2 separate regions of the Homo sapiens genome follow, and region 2 is linked to region 1. The links are chromatin loops, found by intact Hi-C in ENCODE. Cell type or tissue: heart right ventricle. All regions are shown on one strand. Each heading gives the region's core, and the rest is flanking DNA. Links, peaks and the distances in the headings are about the cores only.

The links. A loop is a pair of places that touch in the nucleus more often than their neighbours do. Peaks named below come from ENCODE experiments on the same cell type or tissue, not always from the same donor. Only the 100,000 strongest peaks of a DNase experiment are listed, where the experiment ranks them.
Region 2: it touches region 1 in a loop (3-fold over the local background); 8 of 110 quality-filtered maps call a loop at or near these places.

The regions. Positions count from the first base shown.
Region 1 is chr21:16,078,770-16,086,758 of GRCh38, forward strand. All of the region lies in intron 2 of MIR99AHG (mir-99a-let-7c cluster host gene), which reads left to right. Among named protein-coding and RNA genes, the nearest start is that of MIR99AHG, 12 kb to the left of the region's middle. In heart right ventricle, for the core only: a CTCF peak has its summit at 3,871 (motif pointing right); no DNase peak of the experiment used is centred there; H3K4me3 peaks cover 538 bases; H3K27ac peaks cover 789 bases.
Region 2 is chr21:17,041,959-17,049,947 of GRCh38, forward strand. No RefSeq gene overlaps it. Among named protein-coding and RNA genes, the nearest start is that of LINC01549, 390 kb to the right of the region's middle. In heart right ventricle, for the core only: a CTCF peak has its summit at 3,479 (motif pointing left); no DNase peak of the experiment used is centred there.

The sequences.
Region 1 (7,989 bases), core at 1,183-6,182:
TTAGTTCAAATGATTTCAGGGGATTGTGAATGCAAGTTAATTAAATCAGAATTCTTTCTCATCTTATCCTGGGAATGACTGAAACTAAAAATGGTTTCATTTTAAAAAGAGGTTCATGAGCTCGCTCCCTCTCTCCACCTCCATCTCTATCTCTGTCTTTCCCTGCCTCTGAGAGAAACTGACGTATTTGGGTAGAGAAGAGCATCAGTAAGTGTTTCCAGTGATTGAGGCAGAGGGATGTTCAAAGGCATGAGTATTTTTAGATTAATAGTAACGATGCAACTAATTTTCAGGTGTCTCATTAAGGTGAAAAATAATATACTATAAATAGCATCATATTTGGACACCTATGTGCCAATTTTATGATGCTTTTACAATTTCATCTAATCTATTACAATTTGTTATTACTCCCTTCAAGTTTTATCCATGCTTTCATGGTACTAATAATGAAGATGACGATCAACTGAACTTTGCCATGATATTTTGTAGGTGTACCTGTTGTTTGAACTATGTATATAAATCATAAAGCAAAGAAATTACACATTCTGTTTGGGATATCTTATAGTAATATTGCCTTTTAATAATCCCCGTTTCTCCTTTTATTTAACAGCAATTACCCAACATCCTATTAAACATCAACAGAGATCGTCTTGCATGTCATTATAGTGCAATAAGATCTGTTTAGCTTTTCAGCTCTTACAAGATATTCATTTTGCAGTGGAGTTAAGCTTTTCTATTACCTTCCTAGGATGATGGTTTAGGAGTCTTTAAAAATTTTTATTAAACTCATTTTAGTTATTTTTTCCCTTTGTTAGTTAATTGATTTTTCTAGGACTGAGAAAGTGGGTTTTTAACATATCTCTTCTCTAGGGATAGGCTTCAGTATGGGGGCTGTTGGAGAGACCATATACCCCATTTCTCCGGGGATATGTCTAGTTTATGCCTATTGTACCAGGGTAATTATTGATGGTGCCCTCTTTCATTTTCAGTAGTGACCCATTTTTCATTAGAAATTATGTGGCCATTCTATAATATAAAGTTAATTTCTGAATGTTTTGGTAAAGATTATATTTTTGGATATGCAAATCTGTTGTCATCATGAAAGTATTTGTACTTTGCAGATTGTGTAACATGAGTTTAGGTTTTGCAAATGTGGTCACTACAGTAATAGATAATTTTGTTGATATGTGTTAGACATGCAATGAGTAATTGTTGATCTAAACTCACTCATTTGAGCATCAGATTTCATTAGTACTCTAGTCTAGACTAACAGCAGGAAGAAGTCCAGCATGTCAATTCATTTAACAAATATTGGTTGAGCACTATGTGCCAATCATTGCTATAAGCACTGAGGGACACAGCAGTAAAGCAAATAGACAAAGTCCGCTGTGCTCATAAAGCTTGTGTTCTGAGGTCCTTTATAGGGTAATAATATATATTTATTAAGTTATACCAATGACATTTTGCTCTCTTATACAAATTGCTTTGACAAAAGGAAGGTTTCATTTAAAATCCAGCCTGTTTTTATTCAGACTGCTCCATGATGTAGGCTAACTTTATACCATGAATTCCTACTGGGTACGTTTTTCTTTCTCTCACTCAGTAGCTTACCTGACATCTTAGGCCCTCCTGGAGTTGATGGTGCCAGCTGCCCATGATTTTTATGTTTTATTTAGTCAAGAAGCAGCTCAGAAATCCTAATAACTTGAGATCTTCTTATGTTCTAGCTAACACACAAAGGTACATGGAAAATGTACTACCTTATTTGTTTTTGGAAACTTTTCTTTTCTCCCTGAGAACAGGTTATTGTCATTTTTGCCTATATATATAAAATTCATGTTTTTAAATGTATCCTCGAGCTTTTCAAGTGATTTCTCTCCTGTGGAAGCACCTTCTCTTGTTATTTGGCTTTTTATAAAGCCCACGAATATTTTAAAATTTTAAATGACTTATGTGCATAAAAAAATAAGCAATTTATATATTAAGAATACATATTTAAGCAATTTATCTGTTAAGAGTACATATTTAAAATGAGAACAATTATATCATAAAACCAGAACTGTTTGGAGTTTGACATAGACTTGAGACAATTGTTTAATTCCTTTATTTTTTAAATGTGCCCAGAAAATGTGTAAAGAAATGGTATTCAACTTGCTCAGATTTACAGAGTAGTTTGTGATAGACTCAGAAAAAAAAGATTTTTTAAAATTTGAATTTTTAAAGTTTTGATTATAAAAATATTTTCTCTGCTCTAAATTTGAAAAATTTTAGAGTTATATGAAAGAAAATTGAAATATTTAGTTATTTTACTCTGTATAAATTACCATAGTTGCACAAATTCTAAAAATACATATGTCTTTTGAATAATATTGAAGTTTCACTATATAAATATTTATATCTTGTTTTTAAACATGAAGAGAGAAAATATTATGTGGTATGATATAAGGGATGCACATTTAGATGAAAAATAAAGGAAGAAAGAATTGATAAGACAGGCATTTAAAAACCTAGGTATTTTTGAATTACAACTTCACAAATTATATGAGGCTATATAGGATATATATAGAAGTGAATATGAATATGTCAATGTCATTTCATAAAAATGTTTTGTGGTACACTGAAGAGAGACATGTCAAAGTGACAATGCTGTCATAGATGTGGATGCCCTTTCTTGCTCCTGGGAAGTAGTATCTCTTCCCTCCACATATACTCTGGGTTATACCCTCTCTTAAATCCTCATGGAATTTTTCCATCGATGATCCTTCTCCTGTATCATCACCTTCCTCTCAACCAGTTCTTCCCTCCCAGAACTCAAAAATGACCAACTTTCACTCATCCTAAGTAAACAGATGAGGAAAACAATAATAGCCACCCCCCATAAACCTATTTCCTCTTGTATCTCTTACTTATCCATTCTGTTGCTGGACACGAAGTCAGGAGAGCTGAGAAAAGACTCTAACTCACTCGGGACAAGTAGTGTAACTTCTTTGCACTCCAGCAGAATTGATAGTTTTATATTTCATAAAATATAAAACGGTGTTAAAAAGCTATAGTTTTTTTTTTTCCAAAAGTACTTTGTCCACCTTGAACACCACATAAATGTAAAGGAGAAGAGAGGAAATATCCTCTACAAGCTACTTTTTAATTGTTATTTTTAGGGAGCTCTAAAGTAACTCTAAAGGTGTTTTTGACATAATATAATTACCATTTACAGCCATGATCTCATTTCCATTTATTTATTTTGAGATTCTGTTCCCACTCAGGGTTCTAATGGTGCAGGGGTGGTAGTAGGGTCAAGTTATTTTAAATAACGATCAAGGAAACAATCTATTTTTAAAGGAAATAAGCTCTTTGTGCTATTGAACAAAGATCGCTGCACTTGAAGTCTATTTGTTACTCCAAAATTATTTCAATGAGAGTAGGAATCAGATGATCTCATATCTATTGCTAGCTATGCCACTAGTCATTTGTGTGACATTGGAAAACTGGTGTTTATTGGTTTATCAGGATGGACAGGAGACCAGATCAGGACTTTCAACAACTTTTCTTAAAGTAGAATTCTTTCTTAAATAAAATCGACTCGGAATCTCAAAATATTTTTAGAAAGTGCAATGACCCTGTTTGGATTAGGGTTGGGAACCTCAGAGCTGTATTCTTTTACTCCTCATGCACTTTAGGTGGTGCCTAAGATGCCCTCATTACAGCCTCGTAACTCCATGAGAATAAAGCCACTAGAGTAGATAATTGTTGACATTGCTTAGAGTTTGAAAATTAGACTGTTTTTTTTTTGTTGTTGTTTTGTTTTGGTTTTGCTTCTTTTGGTCAGCCATTAATTAATATAAATTAAACTTCCACTAGATGGCAGTAGATCAAATCTTTGATCTTGACAATCTTCAGTCTAATATTTAAAAGCACATATTTGGACTTCTTACACAAATTTTAGAAGAATTTTATTGTCTTATATTTTAAACTTTAAAATTCTTTTTCAACCTCTGAATTTTCACTTGGTATTCTGTTTTCAAGACATTACGAACTATTGGTTAGTCCAGTCTTTATGATGTCTGGTAAAAAATATTACTTGCTCTGATTATAGAAATTTTTAAAAATTGCATAATGTTCAAGTGAACACATTTTCATGAGCATCTAAATTTATTATTCATACAGTCTTGATTTTACAGCTTCACTGGAAGGCTAATTTTTAACCCAAAATTTACAGTGACCTGGTCATTCATTTTGCTATCCCATAACGCCCACTCCCTTCCACAGCAATGCAATTCCAATGATAGTCTGCATTGTGTATACTCTTAACTTTGCAGAGAGGGGATGCTTTCAAATTATATTAGATGATGGGAATTTGTGATAAGGATAACTAGCGAAATGAGGTATCTCAGGAAGCTGCTTCATATCCCTAAGGTTAAAGGTATAGTAATTTCTTGGAGGTACAGAGCAACACCTTCCTTTGGGATTCAGCAGGTCCTCCTGGAACCCAACAGCTCTGGTACCCTCATGCCAACAATGAGCCTCCCAGAAGTTGCCTCTGCTCCTCTTTTTGGATACCACTTATTTATACTCCCCAGGAAAGAAGAACTGGTTGAGTCAGTTTGTTGTAGTTGTACACAGATCATCCCTTAAGTGCAGTCTCTTGCTAAGTAAGTCCCCTGAGTTGGTTAGACCCGACTGAGGACAGCTTATTCTTTAACTAGTGTATTAGTCTGTCTCATGCTGCTAAAAAGACATCCCTGAGACTGGGTAATTTATCAAGGAAAGAGGTTTAATAGACTCATAGTTCCACATGGCTGGGGAGGCCTCACAATCGTGGCAGAAGATGAAGGAAGCGCAAAGGGACGTCCTACATGGTGGCAGGCAAGGGAGCATGTGCAAGGGAACTCCTCTCTATAAAACCATCAGATCCCGTGAGACTTATTCGCTATCATGAGAATGGCACAGGAAAGACTCGCCCCCATGATACAATTACCTCCCATCGGGTCCCTCCCACAACACTCGGGAATTATGGAAGCCACAATTCAAGGTGAGATTTGGATGGGGACGCAGACAAACCATATCAAATAGCCAACATAAAAGGTCAAAGTTTATGCCTGTTTTCCAGGTGAAACTAGTGATAGCTCTAGCTCCCCATTTTACTCTCAAAGTGATCCCAATTCAAAAGCTCAATGATATGATCACCTGAACACACAGTTATCTTTACCTTGAGAACTAAGTCTGATCTTCAAGCCAGAGTCGTAGACACAAGACTTGTCTAATGAAAATAATTGTCTGTGGCAACTTTCTTAGGAAGGAGCTGTGGGACACAGGTATTTAGAGTTGTATGAACTGCCAATTATGTAGTCCTTAGAAGAAAAGAAAAGAGAAATTAAAGATGAAAGCTAACTTTAAACTCAAATTCCTACCTCACTGGTTCAATTTTATCCACTAGATACCATCTTTTTCTAATGCATTGTGGAAAAGAGTATTATTTTCATTGTTAAGGATAGTATAAAACTAGAAAAGAAATTAAGTGGCTTGCCTGTATCACATTGTAAATATCAGAGAGAATTCCAAAATTAGAACTTTAGAGATGGTTAGTCACAATCTATTAGGCATAAGTAGTAGACTGAGTCTTTTAATTATCACTCTGTATAATAATTCACATGCCACCAAATGTATTGGAAATAGTTATCTTTCCATCAAAACTATTACCCCCAATTTTTTAAGTAATCATATTTTTAGATTTTAAATACATTTTCTCCCACATTAGTCCTCTATCACTTTAATGAGTATAGTTAATATGGTGAATCGTAGATTCTAAAGCCCTTTCTCTTTTTTTTTGCCCTCAGAACAGATTTATAATGAAAAAAAAACTTAAGTGACTGAAATGTTCAACCTGAGGAAGAGAAGCCAGACTCACTGGTCCCATTCCTCAGAATGTAGTTTCTTTCAGAGAGGGCTGTGATGAAATTTTGGCCTATCTCAATGTACAACACCAGAAAGAGAGATGATATTATAATTTGAGACATTTTGTTTAGAACGATTTCATGCATTCTTCTAATCAGAATGGGCTATTGAAAACATTTGTGCTAAGCCTGTCCTCTGGAAATCATTTATTTCATTTGTGGTATTTCAAACATCATCGTGCTGAGTTGGAGGGCAGTGGCCATTATAGTCATACAAATAATACTGTATCACTTTGTTTAAAGTATAGAAAGACCCGCTTGTTGGTTGAAAACCTCCTATGTCTTTCTGAAAGATTAGCTTCTGTTCACCAAATTCCATGTTATTTTCCTTCTCCTGAATACAAAGAAAGAGTAGATTTCTTAGCCGCTAAACGGTTAGGTGGCAGCATGTGACTAATTCTGGCTCATGAAATTTGATCAGAAGGCATCAGAGTCACTTCACCGACTCTGGCCTGTGTCCTGAGATGGCCAAGCTCCAGCATGGAAACAGCCTGGATTTCTAAGACTCTGCTTGGAAAGGAGCCGCACCAAAGTGAAGGATGAAGTGAAATACACTGAGTACTAAGTGAAGATGAAAGATTTTTATGACATAAGTTACTGAAATTTCAAGATTCATTTGTTACCATTGTATAGCCTGGATTTTCCTGACTACCATAGGAAATATATGAAGTTTAGCTTTATAATTTAATTTTATTTTTCTGACTTAGCTTAGTCTTTGCCGTAGCTGAGATTCTTTCAAGCAAGTAGTGAGTGAGATGGATCATTACTTAAGTGTTCATTACTTAAATGTTCATTCCAATATTACACCGAATTGGATGATATCTTGTATCATATGTTTATGTGGCCAGACTGATCAGTGACAGTTTGGAAGACATGTATCTGGTGCAGCTAAATTTTGTGAGCCAGAATTAGTCACATTTCATGAGCCAGAATTAGTCACATGGTGCCACCTAACTGTTTAGGGGCTAAGAAATCTACTCTTTCCTTGTACGCCGGAGAAAGAAAATAACGTGAGATTTGGTGAACAGTACAAAAGACATGAATTGAGATTATCATCCAAATCATTTTTAACCTGCCTAAAATATGAGAAATCATTTAGAACATATAGAATCTGTAGGCAAATGTAAGCTGTAAATCCGTATAGTAAGAGAAGGAAAAAGGCAGTAATATTTTGTAGTTTGTGATTTTAAAAAATCAACGTATAATCTTAGAGTTCTCAGATTTTATTTGTAAAGTAATAGTGTTGTGGAACTAGCAAATAATCATTAAGTTTCTGTGATACATTAACTCTTTCAGCATAAGAACATGTGAATATTTGCCTTGTAGATACGGCGATGAGAGGTTCTGGTTTATTTGGGGGCAGTCTCAGTTTATATCTTTTGTTTCATTACAATTCTTAATAGTGTCGCTTTTCATTCAAATATTACACTGAATTAGATGATATCTTGTATCATGTGTCTATGAGGCTAGACTGATCAGTGACAGTTTGGAAAACACGTATCTGGTGCAGCTAAATTTCTTTTTTTTTCCTCAGTTCTGTGGAACATAATACGGCATGAAAATATCATTATATGAGGATGTTACCACATCCCCATGTAATGGGATCAGCCCACAAAATATTTTTGAATCCATAACTTAGTGAAAGCATTGTGATGAGTACATCTAAAATAAACATTTCTAGGTTTCTGTGGATGGACTCAGGAACCTAATCATCAGGTATATAAAACATTAAATCAAATGAAAAGTGCAGTCTAGTTTTCAATAACTAACTTGCCAAAGAGCTTTAGGACGTAACTGTTTGTCATTTCAGCATAAGCAGTGGTTTTTAAATGCAGCTTTCAGTTGTATTAATTGTGTAGGTATTTTATTTTTTATTATGGAGAATTTTGAAAAATACCAAAATTACATAATAGTATATCAAACTACCTTGCAGCTATTAACCAGTCCAAATAGACATCAACCAATTGTGAGTTCTGTCCTATCCATACCCCCATCTAAATTTCCCCCTATATTATTTTGAAGTAAATCCAGACATCAT
Region 2 (7,989 bases), core at 1,212-6,211, 960 kb after region 1:
CCTCAGAGGACGTAGAAGGAGACAGGAGCTGAGGCCATTTCTGGAGGATTACCTGACATGCAGCATGGAGGCTCAGAAGGATTGGGGTAACCGCTGTGAATGTCAGTGGTCGGTCTGCACAGAGTAAATGATGCCTGCTTGTTACCTCTGTGTATGAGTGCGAGAGACTGGAGACCGCACTATTGTCGGAACAGATATGTTCGTGAGCCATTGTGTTAGCCCACACTGTTGCTTAAGCCTAAGGGGTGGTAATGAGCATGGGCGGCCCACAGCCTTAAAGTCTTCCTGCAGTCCACAATGTGCATGAGGGTCACTCAAATTCAGTGTGTAAACACTAACACAGCTGTCCAGTCTTATGCAACCATGCAAACAAATAGACCACCACCACCACCAACAAAAAACCCATCACTCTGGCCAGTGAGCATGATCTTCTTGCCAGTCTGGGCTCCTGGAACTAGGACCTGGAATGGGGATCAGGGACAACTCCATAGGAACAGAGCTCAGAGCTCCTTGTGACATCTGGTCAACCTCACCCACTGAGTAGAATATTGAAAAGTGTCCCCCCGGAAGAGAACTGGGGCTCAGTTCAGACTCAGATGCTTCACATAAAATGCACTGAATTCTCAGATATGGGAGAAGGGCTTAGAAAATGTGAAAATGACACACAAAGGCATAAAACTTTGTTAATCTCAGACCAGGGAAGGGGCCTGGTTTGCATGGACTTAAGAAAAGTAGTCTTGATAATAAAGCTCTAATGTTAAAGGGCTGATGAACGGACATAAACCTTGGTCAATGTTAATCTCTTTCAACAGTGCTTAAAATTTCTTTTTGATTAATTCATGACAATAACGGTATGTATTTGAGGTCAGGTTAATTAAGTCTTTAAGTTCTTCAGAACAGACTGATCTCTGTCCTCTCTACATCAGCATTGCTTTCTTTTCCTCATGGAGGAAGAAATGAGGTTATTCAAGAATGATGCATTTGACAATGAAGAACAGGAAGAGATGGATCCTAGACCTGAAGCTAAAGAGTTAGTGCCTCAACCCTGTAACAAAACTTCATGTGCACTGAAGGAACAATATTTTTAAAAAATAAGTACCCTTCCCTACTTCTATTTTAAATCATCATTAACAAATCACTATTCTTCATGTGGAACCATACATTTTTTAATAAATTTGTAATCAAATTGCCCTTAGTTCTCTCTTTCTCCACTATGAGGGCATGAAACTTATGGCCCTCCACAGAGAGGGCCATAAGACATAAGAAAGTTGTCAACCATTCCAAATCATTATCTAGACAGGTGCCTCCCAAAAATATTTACCTGGAGGACTTCAAACCCTAGTGGTGGACTTGATTATCAATTCCCTTCCAGTAAATCTCTCTCTCTCTCTCTCTCTCTCTCTCCTGTTCCCCACTCCTCAACCTCTCCTCTATTCCAACTGGTATCTCATAACTATCAGTGAAGCTGGAATGAGAGACTACATCTATGATCTCATCTGATGATTTTATGTCCTGATTTTGTCCTGATTTTTTTAAGAAACAATTATTGTTGACGTTTGGAATCTTACCACAGGGCAGGAGGATAGACATAGCTAGGGTTTACTGATGAAGAAGTTAAAGTCTTGTCTGTCTCATAAAGCTAACTGAATAACAAATGTATCGCTTAAATATCCAAACGGTGTAGCTGGCTTATTAAAATGGTGTGGGCTGAGAGACTAATTGTGACCTCTTTCCTCGTTATGTTTTTGCTTGAAAAAGTACTCAGCTTGCTTTCGGTTGTCCATATGTTGGTGAAGATGCCTGATTGTATGAAGCTAAAGTCTTCTAAACAACAAAAGTTGAGGGTGACTTAAAACTGTAATCATTTAGCTTTGGAAATAAACTTTGTGGAGAGGAAATTAATATTAACTTAAAATGCTGGAAAAAGCATAAAGAAATCAATCCATACCTACAAAGTGTATTTCTTGAAATCTTGCTTATGATATTTTCCTCTAAGATATATATCTATATAAAACTAATTTGAAAATAATAAATTCCCCACTATATTTTAACAAATATTTTTAGGTATTTTGTTTAAAATCCTTGACTGTTAGGCTGCATTGTCTGTTTTGCTTCTTTACAATAACTTGTGCTTGAGGAATACAGACCTGCTAAGGTTGATTGGGTGAAAGCCATTACATTTGGCAAAGTGCCTTGGATAAATCAACGAATTCCTGAAGGCCTGGCCTTTAGATTCAAACCTCTGTTAGCACGTAAGAAGGAAGCAACGTGTCATTTCTGAGTGACATGTTGTCCCAAGAAGACATAACATCCAGCTCCATTCTACCACCTAAAAATGGCTCTTGCGAGCTCTCTTATCTCCTGCCCCCCCTCAACCCGTATCTTCCTGTCCCCATTAAACTCTAATGCTTTATCTGGTATGAGTGAGAAACAAATGGTACTCAGCAGAAACCTAGATAACTGATAAGTCAAGGTCAGTGGTCCCAAAGAGAGCCCCTTTAGTTTTCTCCTTAAAAGAAAAAGACAGCTGAAAAAAGCAGATTTCACAAAATGGGAAATGGAAAACATATTGTATGCATTTAAAATGGGTGATTTGAATGCAAAGGAAATCCCTTTTGCCCTTAGTTCTCTCTTTCTCCACTATGAGGGCATGAAACTTTAGAAGGTACCGAGAGGGCCATAAGACATGAGAAAGTTTCCAACTATTCCAAATCATTATCCATATGTGGATTTTAAAAACCGTTATTCCTATGAGATTGTTTTTTAATTTCTAAGGCTCCATAGGGCATTCTTTGTCTTATATCCTGTATTCCTCCTTTGTTTGGATGTTATAAAGCAGTACTTAAACTCTATAGTTCATTCTGATGAATAGTTTTATTTACTCAGGAATATGATCTTCATCTCAAAAGAACTAGATGTAGCATTTGATACAAAGGTCACCACTGCTATATTGCTTACAAATTACGAATTTAATAGCACTTCTGTCTTCCTCTTTACCCCTACCATCCATATAGGACTAGTGTGAAAGAAAGACCTGTTCTTCTGGCAGGTTGAATATAAAACACTGGAGTTTTTGTTTAAATGAAAATCGTTTCATTTTTCATTTCTGAAATCAAACCAATGGCCTCTCAGTGGTTCAATTAATGCATATGAAAACTTGATGGAAGCTGTAACTTACTACTGCTGTTACGTTATTCTTTAGGAAATATGATATTTTAAAATACATTTTCAATTTACCACATTCTATGCTAAAATATTTTAAACTAAAATTTTCTATCTATCAAAGATTATAGCCAATCATCAAGTAATTAAGAGAATCTGTAATATAAGTCAACAAGTCAAGAAGATCAAAAAGAAGAAAAACTGTGATCCCTGCTCTGTCCTATGTAGTTGTGGGTTCAGTGAGAGGTATGCTTTCAAAAAACAATCATTAATAAATTATGAAGAAATCACCATTTAGACTGCCCTCTAGTGTTTGTAAATTCAAACCCAGATTGGATGTGAAGCAGTGAAGAGACCAGAGAACACATAACCCATGTCACTGAGTATCCACTGCTGGCTCCAGCCAATATTTTCCAAGTAGGACTGTGGTCCTTGATTTGCCAATTCTTCTGGATTCTCCAAAATGTCAGTTCAGGTTTTGTATTGAAATCTATCCATTTATCAATGTTGGCCCCTAACTCCATTTTTAAATATAACGTTCTGTGAACCAAACTAAAAACATCTGCAGGCCAGATGTGGCCAAAAAGCTATCAGTTTGCAAGCCCTATTCTAGATTAGTGACTTCTAACCTTGTTTACTATCAGCAACTTTCAATTATTCATGGCTTCTGCATTTAACATTCATCCCTATATATCTCCCTCTCCCTTCTACTTATTTGCTGGGGTGTGATGGGCTCTTCAATACAATGTTTCCCAAAAAAACGCCACTTAGTCTGTGGAAATATACTTCTCTAAGCACATAATCACGATTCAAAGTTATAATAAACCCTATGACATATCTGTAGGATACAATTTGGTGAGGATGAGAACAGTCAAATAGATACACAATTGAAAGAACTGTAAGTAAAATATTAATAGTGAATTCCTCTGAGTAGTGAGAGGATGAGTACATTTAAAAAGATAAATATCTGTGTTTTGGCAATAAATTAATATTATATATATATTCATTGCAAGAGTTTTCAATTACTTAGCCTTTTTGGCTATGATCAAGTGAAAGAGTTTTCAGAGTACGTTTCTCTGGGTGGTGAAGGAGAGGGATGTATGGGGAAGAAAGTATTAGAAGAAAATTTATTTTTTCTGAAAGAAATTGACAAGATTGATGATGTTCATGCCTTTTCAAACATGAATATGTATCTTGCCATTTAAAAAAATTATAAATGTTGTAAGCATAAAAACTAATGTCCATCAACAAATAAATACAATTTAATTATTTTTCTTTTTATGCTTACAATCCACTTTGACAAGTTGGAAAAAAAATGTGTTTTGTCTCAGAAAACCCAGAAGAGAATGTCCACAGAGTGAACAGACCTATCCCGTGGAAATTCACATTCACTAATTCAGATTGTGTTTACTCCTCCAAGCTTCACCACCTTCTTCCCAAAATTAAATGACCACATCTTTATAAAACAGTGTTAACTGTTATTTCACAGGCATTTAAAAACATTTGAATAAATTATGGCACACAGATGAATGCAGATGGTTAAGAATAAAAATTGTATTCATTTTCAAGTTGACTATTAAATTTCTTTTTAAATTTACCCTTTATTTTTCTTTCAAGAGAACCTCCTGCTACTTTTCTGTCTCACAGTCATATCTTTTCTATCTTTTCTTTTACTGTTTTGCCTTTTCTTTCCTCATTTTTCGTTATTTTTCCACTTATGGGTGGATTTTGACTACAAGTGACAAAATGCCTAAGAGTGATTTTAACAAACAGAATTAATTTTTCTTTTTCTTTTTTTTTTTTTGTTTTTTTGTTTTTTCTTGAGAAGAGTCTCCCTCTGTCGCCCAGGCTGGAGTGCAGTGGCGAGATCTCGGCTCACTGCAAGCTCCACCTCCTGGGTTCACGCCATTCTCCTGCCTCAGCCTCCCAAGTAGCTGGGACTACAGGCACCCGCCACCATACCCGGCTAATTTTTTGTATTTTTAGTAGAGACAGGGTTTCACCGTGTTAGCCAGGATGGTCTCCATCTCCTGACCTCATGATCCACCCACCTCAGCCTCCCAAAATGCTGGGATTACATTGTAAGCCACTGCACCCGGCCAAACAGAATTATTTTTTCTCAAAAAACGAGAAGTCAAAAGATTGGCATTTTCTAGCATTAGTTTGACTGTTCTGAGATGCCATCAGGACCTCATATCTTTCCATTCTCTCACTCCACCATTATAACAGTGCTGACTTTCATCTTCATGTTTGTTACTGCATGGTTGCAAGCTCCAGTTCATGCTACAACTTCAGATATTGCATCAATATTATAATGTAGAAGAAATGTGAAAAGCAGTACTAGACACTCTGTCCTTTCATCAAGAAAGATAAAGCTTTCCCAGAATCCCTAGGAAACATTCACTTTGATTTTATTGGTTACATATAACCATTCAAACCATTAGAACTATAAATGTCACATGGTCAAACCTAGCTGCAAAGGAAGCTGGAAAAGAGAATATACACCTGAAGATATTGTTGCATCATATAAAATCCAGGATTTGTTCACATAAGAAGAGGAAAGTATATATTGGATAAGCAACTAACAGTACTTGCCACAATGACCTACTCAAAGGGTAGCAAATATTGCCTATTTTTATATATTCACTAATTCAATTGGGCTAACAGAGGACCCAGTAAGACCCTTACATAACTATTTGAAAAATAAATTTAAATAATCTCTAATTAGTATAATGGGTGTTCTTAGTGCAGTGGGTACTTTTAAAGTGCTTTGTGGCTTTTGATGAAAATTGTCTTAGTATTTAAAACTTTTTCTTACCCAATTTTTTGTTCCCATCGAATTAGCAATGCTGTAAAGAAAGGCATCTTATTCCATTTTTTGTTGCTATAAAGGAATACTTGAGGCTGGGTAATTTATAAAGATGAAAAGTTTATTTGGCTCGCAATTCTGGATGGCTGGAAGGTTAAGTACTGGGCCACAGCATCTGGTGGGGGCCTCGAGCTGCTTCTAGTCATAATGGAAGGTGAAGGGTGTAAAGATCATGTGACAAGGGAGGAAAGAAGAGAAGGAAGGAGGTGCTGGTTCTTTCTATCAACCAATTCGCAAGAGAACTAATAGAGAAAGAACTCACTTAGCCCTGTGGGAACACATTAATCTATTCATAAGGGATCTGGCTGTATGATACAAACACCTCCCATTAGGCCCCACCTCCAAATTGTATCCCATTGGGGATCAAATTTCAAAAAGAGATTTGGAAGGAACAAACAAACCATATCTAAGCCATAGTAAAAGGAATGGCTTTTCAAAGGTAAAATTTACTAAGTGTATTAATATTTTACCAATTTCCAGCCAGGAGAGTATGAATGTTGCATTATTACATTGCTTTGAAACAAAGCATTAGTCTTAATTCAGAAGTTTAAATTCAGATGTTAACGTTGCATATTTAATAATGCACAACCAGTACTAAAATCCTCATTGAAATGACAAATAATTTTATTTCGAATCCCTTATAGAGGTTCACAATGTTTTAACAATGTAGTTTTGACTAAATAGAAGTAGTCAAAACCTGTCAGATTGGAAATAGTATTTATAAAACATAAACAACTCGTAGTAGGATCCCACATTGCCAAAAATAATAATAATGATGATTTCAAACAATCCTGATCTTCTGATTTGCAAGATTGGTAAATTCTTTCAGGAAAGAAATTGCTTAACTCAGAAGTTCCCACGGTTGCTTTTCTATTCTAAATCTTCTGGGATGTAGAGATGTCAAGATTGTGAAAGAGTTTAAATCACTTTTTTCTCCCACTTATGCCATACATCTTAACTTTTCTCTCTTCCTTCAGGTCTTCTCTGTGCTATGCAGATTGTTCCTTACCTCTCTCCCTTCATCCTTTCTTTTTCCTTGTCACCTTACCAATCTACCAATTGTTTCCCTTTTGAATTTCCTTGAAGATTGCTCCGGGTCTCTCTCAGAGAGTGGTGCCCCTGCCTGGGCCTTGCTTGGCTCCTGGCTCACTGCTGGGCTTGCTCCACCCACTCAGCCTGGCTGGCTGCACTCAGCTTGTGCCACTGGCTGGGATTCTGCACCTGCCATGGTTCTGTGCTCAGCCTGCGGCTGGCCTGGGCATGCTGTGACCATCTTTCACCTTGGATGCTGGCGTCTGGATGAGGAGGATGCAGCAGTGCCCCAAAACTAGGAGATGCCAGCAACTGCAGAACCCCAAGGGGTGTTATGGCTCTTGCCTGGGGAGTCCTGAGGTCTGAGTCCAAAAGGGGCATTACCGCTGTCTCTCCTTCCTGCTGCCCACAGTGCCACGAGCAGGAGGGACGTTTCAGTTCATTTGTGTTTCAGCTCGTTCAGTGCAACCCAGCTACAGCCCATGGCTCCTGGACTGGCCCAGCCCCACCACTGCTTCCCATCATATATGTGGTGCAGCCACCCAGTATTGGTGGAAGGCATGAGAACTACAGTGTTACAGCACCTTTTGCACCCACTGTTCAGTGGGTCCTGGGTTCTTGTCTCATGTCCAAGGAGAATGAGATTATGTGGACAACCAGAGAGTGAGCAAGGCAGAGGAGGGTTTTCTTGAGCAACAGAACAGCTCTTGATACAAGATGGGACCTGAAGTGCATAGTCCCTACCCAAAGGTGGGTAGTCTCAATGTGTCACTGAGTCTGGGGTTTTTATGGGCTCAGAAGGGGGAAGTGTGTGTTGATTGGTCCATGGCCTGGAAAAAGCACCATTCAGTTGGCTAAAAGGCATTAAGGAAGCTCTCACTCCAGTTGTGGACTCTGGCAGCTCAGTTTTTAGGCTTTAAGCTGTC